Regions from separate parts of the Mus musculus genome. Here region 1 is linked to region 2. Evidence: chromatin loops called from intact Hi-C (ENCODE). Cell type or tissue: heart. All regions are shown on one strand. Each heading gives the region's core, and the rest is flanking DNA. Links, peaks and the distances in the headings are about the cores only. Region 1 overlaps Maml3 (mastermind like transcriptional coactivator 3). Region 2 overlaps Maml3 (mastermind like transcriptional coactivator 3).

Region 1 (5,377 bases), core at 77-5,076, 88 kb after region 2:
ACTCAGAAATCCGCCTGCCTCTGCCTCCCAAGTGCTGGGGTTAAAGATGTGCGCCACCACTGCCTGCCAAGATCCTATTTCTTAAGAGTTTATAAAAACAGCATGGTTCGATTTCAAGATTCTGATTTCTTCTTCCCAAACTGGAGCGGTGAAACTACGGACAGAACGTAGAGCCCCAGTGCTGTTTGGCTACTTGCTTATTTGGTCCCTTGGAAAGTGAGCAGGGTCTTGCTATATTTGTCTCCCAAATGCACTGCATAGCTAGAATATCTGCTAGCACTCTGAAAATATAAAATGACTGTAAAGATATTTACAAACTTATGGGTGGGCTGGACAGTGAGGACACGCATGACGGTCAGGCTACCAAGCATGACAACCTGAGTCCCAAAATACACATGGTGATGTAACCTCTACATGCACTCCATGGCATGTGCACACACACACACACACACACACACACTACATGTTACAAAAAGATACTTAGAAAGTCCAAGGAAACAGGATACTTCAGCTATAGAAAATGATACCCCTGATTAATTAGGACTCAGAACGTTTGTCATTTCTTACCTATCTTCCCTTTTTTTTTTTTTCAACCTTTTTCCATCTGTCCCCTCTGACTGCCTGATTTATCCCCCACTTCTTCCTTTTCCCATCTTTGGTCCTCATCCTCAAGAGGTCGAAGTAGAACAAGGAGGGCCAGGATACAGAAGGAAAGCATGCAGCTTGTTCTACTGACCCAGGAGACCCAAGGGAAGGAATTTGTATGGGTGCAGAACCCAGGAGAAGCTCACACACAAGTTGCTGGTACAAACTAATTAGCAAGTCAACAAAACACAGGACCCCACTCTTGCCTCAGAATATTCTGAACCACTTCCAGGGCATGGGACAACAGTTCCTAACCCCCTGCTTAACATGGCGAGTACAAACTCACAGAAGGTCTCCAAGCAGAGTAATTCTTTGAACTTAAAAACACTTTTTTCAAGGCCAAAAATATATCAATTCCCATAGCACAGCCCAATGTGTAAATAAAAATCTCCGATTAGTCATTAGTAGGACATACATACATACATACATTCATACAAGAGACAGCAGCATTGGCCTTGAAATGACATTTCTTCATGAGGAAAAGAAATAGATTTATCCCAACATCATAACCAAATCAACCTTCATAGGTGTTCTACACCAAAAGGTTTCATAGGAGCTAGGAAATGGCTTAGGGGGTAAAGCCCTTGCCACAGAAGTATAAGGACCAGAGTTCAAATCCCCAGTGCCCATGTAAAGGCTCAGTGGATGTAACAGCCCACTTGTAGTCCCAGCACTCTGTGGAGGCAGGTGATTCCTGGAGCAGGCTGATTGGCTAGACAGTGGTAGCGACGTTCCTGCCTCAAGATGGAAGAAGAAAGCAATGGAGGGTGATACCGAACACCCACCTCTGGCCTCCACATGCACACACACAGACAAGCACAGATACATACATACATATGAGAGAAGGACGAAGACTTCCTAGAGACCAAGAACATGGAGCTTTTTGGTGTTCCTCAATCAAAGTGTGAGTGGTATCCATTTCCTCCATGCATGCAGTTCCTGGAATAAAAATATTCTCCCTCACGGGCACAATAGCCCAGGCTACAGCCTCCCCTCCTGGAGTGTGAGCCTCGCTGGGTCTCGCCTTCTGCTGTGTTTGAAAGAACCTTTCCCAGGGCCATGTGTTCTTTTGGGGATCATTTCCATATTTGGGGGAGCAAAGAAAAGGAGCCAGGGTGGGTGGCCCTAACCAACAGTGATCAGAGACATCCAGGACTCAGGGAGACGGAGAAACCCTGGTCTTGGGAAGAGTCAGCACAGTGGCAGAGGAGAGGCTTCAGAGGAAAGTGGAGTTAATCAGCCTTTTTATGCACACACACATGCTGGCTTCACACATTCAAAAAATAGACCCAGGCTAAGCATAGGGCCTGTTTTAGCCCTATGTAAAAACTGGATAGATGGCGACTCTCTCTTTTTTTGTAGCAGGAGCCCTGCCTCTAGCATCCGAGCCAGTCTTAGCTAGCTGAGCCTTAGGAGTAGGGAAGCAACTTGAAAAGGGCTCTGAAAAAATACAAACGACTCTCACTTTCACCAGGAATACTGAGTATCCAGGATTCTATACATTTATCAATTAATTAGGTTGTACGTAAAAAAAAAAAATGCTCTCTTTGTAATAGTTGCCACGGAGATATCGTGTAAAAAAAGGTCCTAGTGTGTATTTGTGGGACAAACGGTTTGCTGAGTGACCAAAGTCAGGAGCAATGACTGCTTACCAAATGCAAGCTGCTGGGCTTGGCCTGAGACTGCAATAGTACAGCAAGCCTGGCCCGGGGCCAAGAGCATGCCTGCCAGGGAGACAGGAAGTCACTGAGAGCTCCCACAGACCCATGGCTGAGAGAGTTCCCCAAACAAAAGGCAGCCACTGACTTCCACAACCGGCCTGCCATGAGACCATATGGTCAGCAGTATTGTCTCGCCACAACACAGAGGCCTGTCTTCAGGGGCCTGTGCCTGTAGCTGTCGACCCCGTATCTGTCTTAGGATTACTTCACTATTTTACGACTTTTCTGGGAATTCACTTCCGTGTAACCTAGCTTGGTACACGGCGAGAAAAATGGTATCCTCCCCACCCCCCCACCCCCCCATCTCCGATTTAGCCTGATGAGTCACCTTTGTCTTCACGGCAAAAGAGTAATGAACACCAAACCTACTTGCTATTTATTCACAGGGCACGGAGGAAGGGAGTGGAAGGGACCGTGTGGACAGAAGGGAAAACTGGACACTTAAAGTTTCTTGCTCTGATCCCTGTTGACGCTGGGTTTAATTTATAGGGAGACCCAAACCTTTTGGCTCATCCCTTTCTTCTCTGGGAGTACCCACTTCAAAGAATTCTCTAGTCACTGTGTGGAGACCCTGCTGCTGAGAGCCGCCAAAGGCGAAGACAGATTGGTTCGCCTATAAACACCTGACAGTCATTTTCTTCCTCAGCAGAACTCGTCAAAAAGCCCCTCCCAATAAGGCATGCTCTCCCAGAATATTCCAGCTAGATCCTCTCTGTCTCTTCCCCCAAGATCATGACGATCCCCACTGTGGATAAGGGCTTGATTTGGTTCACCAAGGAAAAAACCATAGAAAAACTAAAGACAGTGGAATGCCCAACCATCTAGTCTTTGCCTTTAGGAGTCTCGTGCTCTCTCCCTTCTCCCCTCCCTCCCTCTTTCTCTTCCTCCCTCTCTTATTTCTCACTCTGTCTGTCTCTGTCTCTTAGATTTTATTTTATGTGTGAGTGCCTTGCCTGAATGTATGTATATGCACTAAGTATATGCAGTGCCCGAGGCCGGAAGACAGCATCAGACTCCCTAAAACTGGAGTTACATACAGATTGTGAGCCATCATGTCAGTCCTGGGATTTAAACCAGGGTCCTCTGAAGAAACAGCTCTTAAGTTCTCAGCCTTCTCATGTGTTGTTTTGTCATATTTTCTTTTAGAAACAGGGTCTCATATATCCCAGGAGGGACAGGAACTCAACAGATAGCCAGTGATAATCCTGGTCTTCCGCCTGTACCTCCTAAGCGCCAACCAGAGATGTATGTCAATATGGCGGGTTTCATACAGTGCTCAGAACCGGACCAGCGCTTCCTGCATGCTAAGCAGGCGCTCTGCCACCTGAGCTATATTCCCAGCCCAATCTCTTACTTATTCCACACTTTCTTATTAGTCCAGAAAGTAGAAAATTAAATACAACAGTGGGGTAACCCACACCACTGAGGCTCTTTCTTTATAGAGATTAAGACCATTTGCCCCACACTGAGAGGGACAGGAAAGTCAAGTGAACATTGACCCATTCATACCCCTGAGGTTCACCACCCCAACTATAGGAGCTGCCACTGGGAAAGGGAAACTAATTTTTAAGGTCAGGTTAAATAGTTTCCTCAAAAATAATTCAGAATTATGAGAAGTTAAAGGACGCAGTGCACAGCCATAAGGGTTTGCCAGTTCTCCTCCTGCACCAAGCACCTTGAGTTCCTCCACTGGAAAGTCCCATTTTAAAAATTAAAAAGGCCATTTTGTTAAACTATGGAAAATGTCTGTTTGGAAGAAGAAAATCACAGAAGTCATTGCTTCATTTTGTCACCTGTGTGACCCACCGGGCTGTGACTCTTGACATGGGAGAGTCTCTTGTGGGGACCATTTTCCCCATGTGGAGTAACTGCAGCCTTGTCTTAGGCAATCCTCTAGCTGCTTCCTCTTGCGGCCTCATTTCTGTAAGTCTGTCAGAGGTAATTATCTCTCTTCCCAAATTTATTGCCCTTCAGTGTATCATAAACTCATAGATTACACAAAGTTGATGAAAACAGGGGAAGTACGAGCCGCGTTTTGGATGGAAAGACGGTCATAAATAATTATCCTGAGCATCCACTATCTCTGCTGATAGACTGAGTGAATGACAGAAGTACTAGGGAGAACCACAGACAGCCAGTCTCCTTTCCTCACCCTTATATAGCAGTCCCCACCCCAGGAGCCAATCCCAGAAACTCCTACAGGAAGAGAGAGGCAAGAAACGTCTCAGGTTTGCAATCCCTTGACCCTCCAGAGGACAGATAACTGTGTAGCACTTCATACAGACAACCGAGCCCCAGGGGAGGGGCAAAGCAGGATTCTGACAAATACAAGCTATCACTATGCTACTGTTACCTATTCTAGAATGTTCCAATTCCCATTTTAGCCAGGAATTTAAAAGTTACTAAAAGCCCCTGAACGATCCTCATCAGGGGATCCCTCAAATCTAAGAAGGGGATCAAACTCGGGAAAAGCAACACACATCTTGGATTTCAACAGTCTGGGTGCCAACAGACCTGCAACCTAAAAGACCTGTTTTTGTCACCATCAAAAACCACCTTCCCAGCAGCGCCACCGTGGACTACAGAGAGATTCCATTCTGATAAATAAAATCGGCCAAAAATAGATTTCTGCGTGAGAAATCCTTCCTGCTTAGGTGCTGGGACGACCAACAACTTTCTCAATTATTCCTTCCCGTGGCAAGTTCTGAGGAGGCATCGCAAAAACCCAACTCCGAAATCATTTTCTCCATGCTCCATTAAAGAAGAGGAACGTTGTTTTTAAAAACTTCAATAGCAGCTGCAAACCATTGAGAAATTCCTAGTGAAACGACACAACACATTTTCAACCATTTAGCCATAACAACTTCCAAGCTGAGAAAGTTGCCTCTTCTGTAGAAGCAGCTGTTTACCCAACATCTAAGAATCTGGGGGGAAAGGGCTACTGCATGTGACTGGAAGAGAAAGATCTGCACATATCACCCTGGGGTGAGGAAATGCCTGAGCTAATTGAA
Region 2 (5,377 bases), core at 299-5,298:
CTACACAGAGAAACCCTGTTCCCATCTTCAAGTGGAGGGGGAGGAATCCTCTCACCTGAGTGTACACAGCCCCTCTGCCTCTAATTCAAGGTCGGTGTGGTCCAGACCCTGACGCATAGGCTGTGCCGCAGCCCATCGAGCCCTGCGTTCAACAGAGACGAGCACTTTAAAGCCCCTCTAAAAGTCAGCAAGGCAGAGCTGAAAATGCCAGCCACGAGGATATCACCACTTTGTGAGAAATGAAAATGTGCTGAGAGTGATTGCCGTATTTACGCCTTTCGTACTGCCCTTATCTAACTAGAGCAGGGGAATCAGCCCAGGAGCCAACTCTTCCCTGTTTTAACTAGGATTCAAATATAAGCGTCATGTATAATAACAGTGTTCTTCCACTGTTACATAAACACAAGCGATGACACCCCCTTCCATTCCTTAGACATCTTGACAATCCGAGCTAATACAGCTAATTCGACTCAAGTCCCTGAAAACACGGAACTACAATTGCCACTTATCAAGTGGCTGAGCCATTAAACTCGCCCCTGACACTCAGTCTCTAGGGCTTCCACGGTGACAACATCCAATCGTTGGATTGTGGTGAGTCACAGTCGCTAGTTTTTAAACTTCTGTGTACTCAACATTCAACATAATACTTTACTTTGTCTTATAGTGACAGTTGCTTAGTTACCAATTCTTTATAAATGCAAACTGATTTATCAAGATTTTTCAAGAGGTGAGTTTTACCAGTGTGTGACTGGGTCTCAGAACAGCCATGAACAAGAACGGCTGCACACACAGAGCTATCTGCCTCCATGGGCAGTAGGCCAAAGGTCAGAAAATAAAGAGAGTCAGAAGTAAAGAAAGATCGAGGTAGAAGACAGAAGTATAGAGGGGAAGGCCAGATGATGAACTAACTACTCAATATCAAACAAGCAGAGTTGAATTCAGAGCTCCTCCCTCCAATGGACTAAAGGTCTCAGCCCTGGCATTGTTTTAAAAATATCTATTCTTTTTAAAATGTCTAGACAATGATAAATACCAAGAAAAACAATGCATCCAGGGACTTAAAGGAGAAGGCTGTAATTCTGTCATCCAGAAAGATGGACTTTCTGCAAAACTACATGTGTAGCGATCTCTTTTTCAAGAGATGGGTAAATAAAACAGCAACTCTTCAGTGCGGTCTAAAGGCCTTCTATAGAAACCCACTCACTCCCTGATTCCCTCCCGTCTCAAGACATACCGAGTTACTATTTGTGACTTACTAACAGCATGTAAGTGAAGTCCCTAACTTCTACCTTCATGGGGGAGCTGGGATTGAACCCAGCGGTCAGACTGCAGACCCCGCGCAACTGACCATTTTATTAGGGTGCACAGATGAATAGGTGGATAAATGGAACAGCTACAGTGGCTATGTCTAACTTGTGGCTTGAAGGGCTGCAGGCAATGCTATGTATACTTAAAAAAAAAGGGGGGGCTGGCGAGATGGCTCAGTGGGTAGGAGCGCCCGACTGCTCTTCCGAGGGTCCAGAGTTCAAGTCCCAGCAACCACATGGTGGCTCACAACCATCCCCAACGAGATCTGACTCCCTCTTCTGGAGTGTCTGAAGACAGCTACAGTGTACTTACATATAATCAATAAATAAATCTTTAAAAAAAAAAAAAAAAAAGGGCTGGGTAAATAATCACGTGGTGTATTCCTTCCCCCGTGGTCCCGCCTTTGTTTCCAGTCACACAGAGCCCACGTGACCACGCAGTGATGCAGAGATGCGAATACAGGATGACATGTGTGAGGGACTCTGGCGCTTCCTGTGGGCCACGGGTGCTTCCTGTTAGAGAAGAAACATCTGCCCTGCCACTCTGGCACGGACTTTACATACAGTCTCAAGTTTCAGTTAGCGGTCCTCTCCACTTCCTGTCCCAAGCTATTGGGCAAGACTTGGTTTTCACCTTCCTGAGACCTCAAGAGTAGGGTAGCAGAGCGCCCTGAATAGCTCAGCGATATCGGGCTGCATCGGGATAGGGGTCGGGGAGAAAGCAAGTCCACCTATAGGGACAAAGCAACAAGCTATTCAAAGTCAAGGCTGTTCTCAGAAGCCACGGCTCTATGGACATGCTATACACATTTTCAGGTTGTTCCTCTCTTCCCTTTACCTCCCAAGTTCCCACTGAGGTCCATCACATCCACATTCATTTACCTAAAGCTCTGCTCAATTCGTTCCCTCGCTCAGTGCGCGCAATTTGGCTCTCCTATATTTGAAACCTATTCAAAAGCACTGACTTGTTTTACCTTCTTCTTTTTTTTTTATCCTTTCTAAGGTCAAAGTATAAACCAGTCATCTGGGGCATTTGGGACCATATAAAATTTCCCATCGTTCCAACTTCCCTGGTGAGAAATTTTTAAATGAGTACAATGAAAACATCCCGAAGCCATCAGGATAACTGCATTTTAGATCTACAGTGTTGGTCCTGGCCCGGATTATACAAGTGTGCACGGTGGGTCTGAATCACTCCTGTGTCTACCCAGATCTAGCTCTTGAGAGGGTTCAGAAAAAGCTCAACACTCAACCAGCTTAAAACAGTGAATTGTGACAGTTAAGATACACGGGGAGCGCTCACACCCAGAACCAACTTTACCTCTAGGGCGACTCATCAAGTACTGATCCATTGGGGCAGTAATGCCAGGTCTAGGACTGCCATCACTCAGAACTGGGAAAACAGCCAAGCTCACGGATGGCTATCTTGAAAACACCAAAGCCAAAGGAGCTGATTTCTAATATGTTCCTCGTGAAAGGGAATAATAAGGCATATGCCATTTCTTTTTTATAGAAATGTTTTAAGAAGAAATAAGGAATGGTTAAAAATACTTTTAGTTCTGCTGGGCAAGTCACTACCCAATCCCCAGAGAGTTAGGTTTTTGTTGTTGATGTTGTTGGTTGGTTGGGTTTTTTTTTCTTCTCAAAAAAAAAAAAAAAAAAAAAAGGAAATAGATCGGTGTGCTTTCTGCAGTTTCAGCGAGGACTCTGGGCCCAAAATGTTTTAAAGCAGAAAATTGGTAACACTAGAGATATTGTCAAAATACGATTTCCTCTGGTTCAGAAATGGCGAGAGGGAGGGCTGGAAGGGTGGAGTGGGAAGGAATTGTCATCAAAGCATTGTTAATACGAACTGAATTGCACTACAAAGGCGATGCTTCAACATGGAGAATAGAAATTGTTCTGTATTATCGTGGATTGACAATATGACAATCGCTCATTGAAAACGGGTGACAGCTGTAGCATTACAGCTCCGTGCACAAGGCGAGATGAATGAGTGGTACAAGTTCTTCCAGAATGGGCCCCTATTTCACAAGAGTCTGTCTCTTCCCAAAATAAATACATGCCAGCTTTTCACTATCTCAGCAAATTTAGCATCTCTTTACAAACCAACCTGCTACGGAGTGGCCTCAAAGTGCCAATGTCAAGTCCCTGCTTGGCGGATTTGCAGCAGCTGGGAAATACCAAGTCAAAATGCCAAGCAAGATCTGTACAGCTCTTCAGCAGACGAAAGGGCAAGGGATGGTAAAATGCCCATGCCCAGATGTGCGTGAACCGACATCAAACTAGCCTCCAAATCCACTGGAGCAGTTGTTGAATGTCTATCTCAGAAGCAGGTTCAGTCCACTATAGAGGTAGGTATGTCCTACAGCAACTCACTAACCTGAAATAACATTATGCATGCAACCTAAATTAACACACAGACGGACTAGAGGTACTTATACACAACTTTAGCTATGACAGAAGCCTGTCCTGCTTACCTAACAGACCGACAGAGAGACAGACAGACAGACAGACAGACACACACACACACACACTGGTAGCAGCAGGTGGGGGTGGGGTAGGGAAAGCAAGTTGACCAGAGAGATGGCTGTGTTGGTAAAATGTTTTCTTACCCTATAAGCACAAAGACATGAGTGGAATTCCGAGAGCATACATAAAAGCAAGACAAAGTAGGGTACTATCTTGTAATCCCAGCACTGGGGAAGCAGAAACAAGCAAGATCTTTGGGACTTGCTAGCTAGCCTAGCTCAATTAGTAAATTCCAGTCCAATGAGAGACTTTGGTTCAAAAAAAAAAAAGTAGATGATACTGACAAATGATATTAAGGAATTAAGGATGAAGACTGTCTTCTTGGCCTCCACACATATATGTACCTACACACACATGAAAGGCATATACACACAAAAGGAAAAAGACAAAACCCACACACATAATATGATATAAAAAGATACATCGTTTTTACACTCAGACATTAGAATTTTTATTTCTAGCTTCAAGTGCATATTTTACATTGTATTTTACAGTGTATCTTCAGTACATTGAACACAACCTTAAACATATCTAGACACAGCTTTACAGTTTATCTCTGATACCTTAAACATAGCCATGGGGTATGGAGATGTTTTGAGATGGTTATGTATCAGAACAAGTTAAGTCATTTGCCTCCTCCAGGACTTACAATGCAAAGCCAGTGCTTCTACTTTTTGCAATAGACACTATGAAGCCACCATACAGCGAACAGTCCTCTAAAACTTCTTGCCCTTGCTCTTGCAGCGTGGTACACAGTGGTCAGCCCTTCCTCCAGTCTCCTCCACTCTGCCCCACTACCCCCAAGTGGGAGCCACCTTACTCCCAAGTTCCCTGTGTTTTTAAAAGATAGAATGTTGCACCCACTGTTCTGGTACCTTCTTTTCTTAAACTCAGGGATTGGAATATTGCAAATATGTTTCCATTTCCTTAAGTATTTTAAAGCGTACACACCTCCTTATCATTGGACACTTAGGCTACATCTGTTTTTTTCACGATGAAAAATAATGTGACGATTATGTCATATAACACACGTAAAACCTGTACAGACTTCCTGTGATTCTGACTAGGTTGTAGTCACAGCCCTTGTGGGTTGGGGACCCGGAGGAGAAGTGACCCCTCAGAGAGACTCTGAAACACGGGAGTGAGCAGTAGAGGAGGTGTGAACACTGGGCAGGGCCTCTATCTTGAATTTAAGCAGAACCTCTTAGCCTACTCCACCCAGTTTTCTCCAGTTAAACAAAGCAATCTGATTTGGTGAGGGAGTGAAAGAATAATATATGCCAGTGCTTCTCAACTTTCCTAACGCTGTGACCCTTTAACTCAGACCCTTATGTGGTGGTGACCCCGGACCATAACTGTACAGCTACTTCATAACTGTAATTTTACTACTGTCGTGAACTGTAAGATAAACATTTGTGTTTTCTGTTCATCTTAGGTGACCCCTATGAAAGGGATGGTCGACCTTCAAGGTGGGTCACAGCCAACAGGTTGAGAACTGTTGGTACATGCACAGAGGAATCCTGTTGATCTCCACACAT

The links. Hi-C counts contacts between places; a loop is a spot of excess contacts. Peaks named below come from ENCODE experiments on the same cell type or tissue, not always from the same donor. Only the 100,000 strongest peaks of a DNase experiment are listed, where the experiment ranks them.
Region 1: a loop joins it to region 2, with 1.8 times the contacts of the local background. A loop is called at or near these places in 1 of 42 quality-filtered maps.

The regions. Positions count from the first base shown.
Region 1 is chr3:52,086,180-52,091,556 of GRCm38, forward strand. The region is part of intron 1 of Maml3 (mastermind like transcriptional coactivator 3); the gene reads right to left. Among named protein-coding and RNA genes, the nearest start is that of Maml3, 16 kb to the right of the region's middle. In heart, for the core only: no CTCF peak of the experiment used is centred there; a DNase peak (open chromatin) is centred at 2,362; H3K4me3 peaks cover 523 bases; H3K27ac peaks cover 3,698 bases.
Region 2 is chr3:51,998,436-52,003,812 of GRCm38, forward strand. The region is part of intron 1 of Maml3 (mastermind like transcriptional coactivator 3); the gene reads right to left. Among named protein-coding and RNA genes, the nearest start is that of Maml3, 100 kb to the right of the region's middle. In heart, for the core only: a CTCF peak has its summit at 2,628; a DNase peak (open chromatin) is centred at 1,796.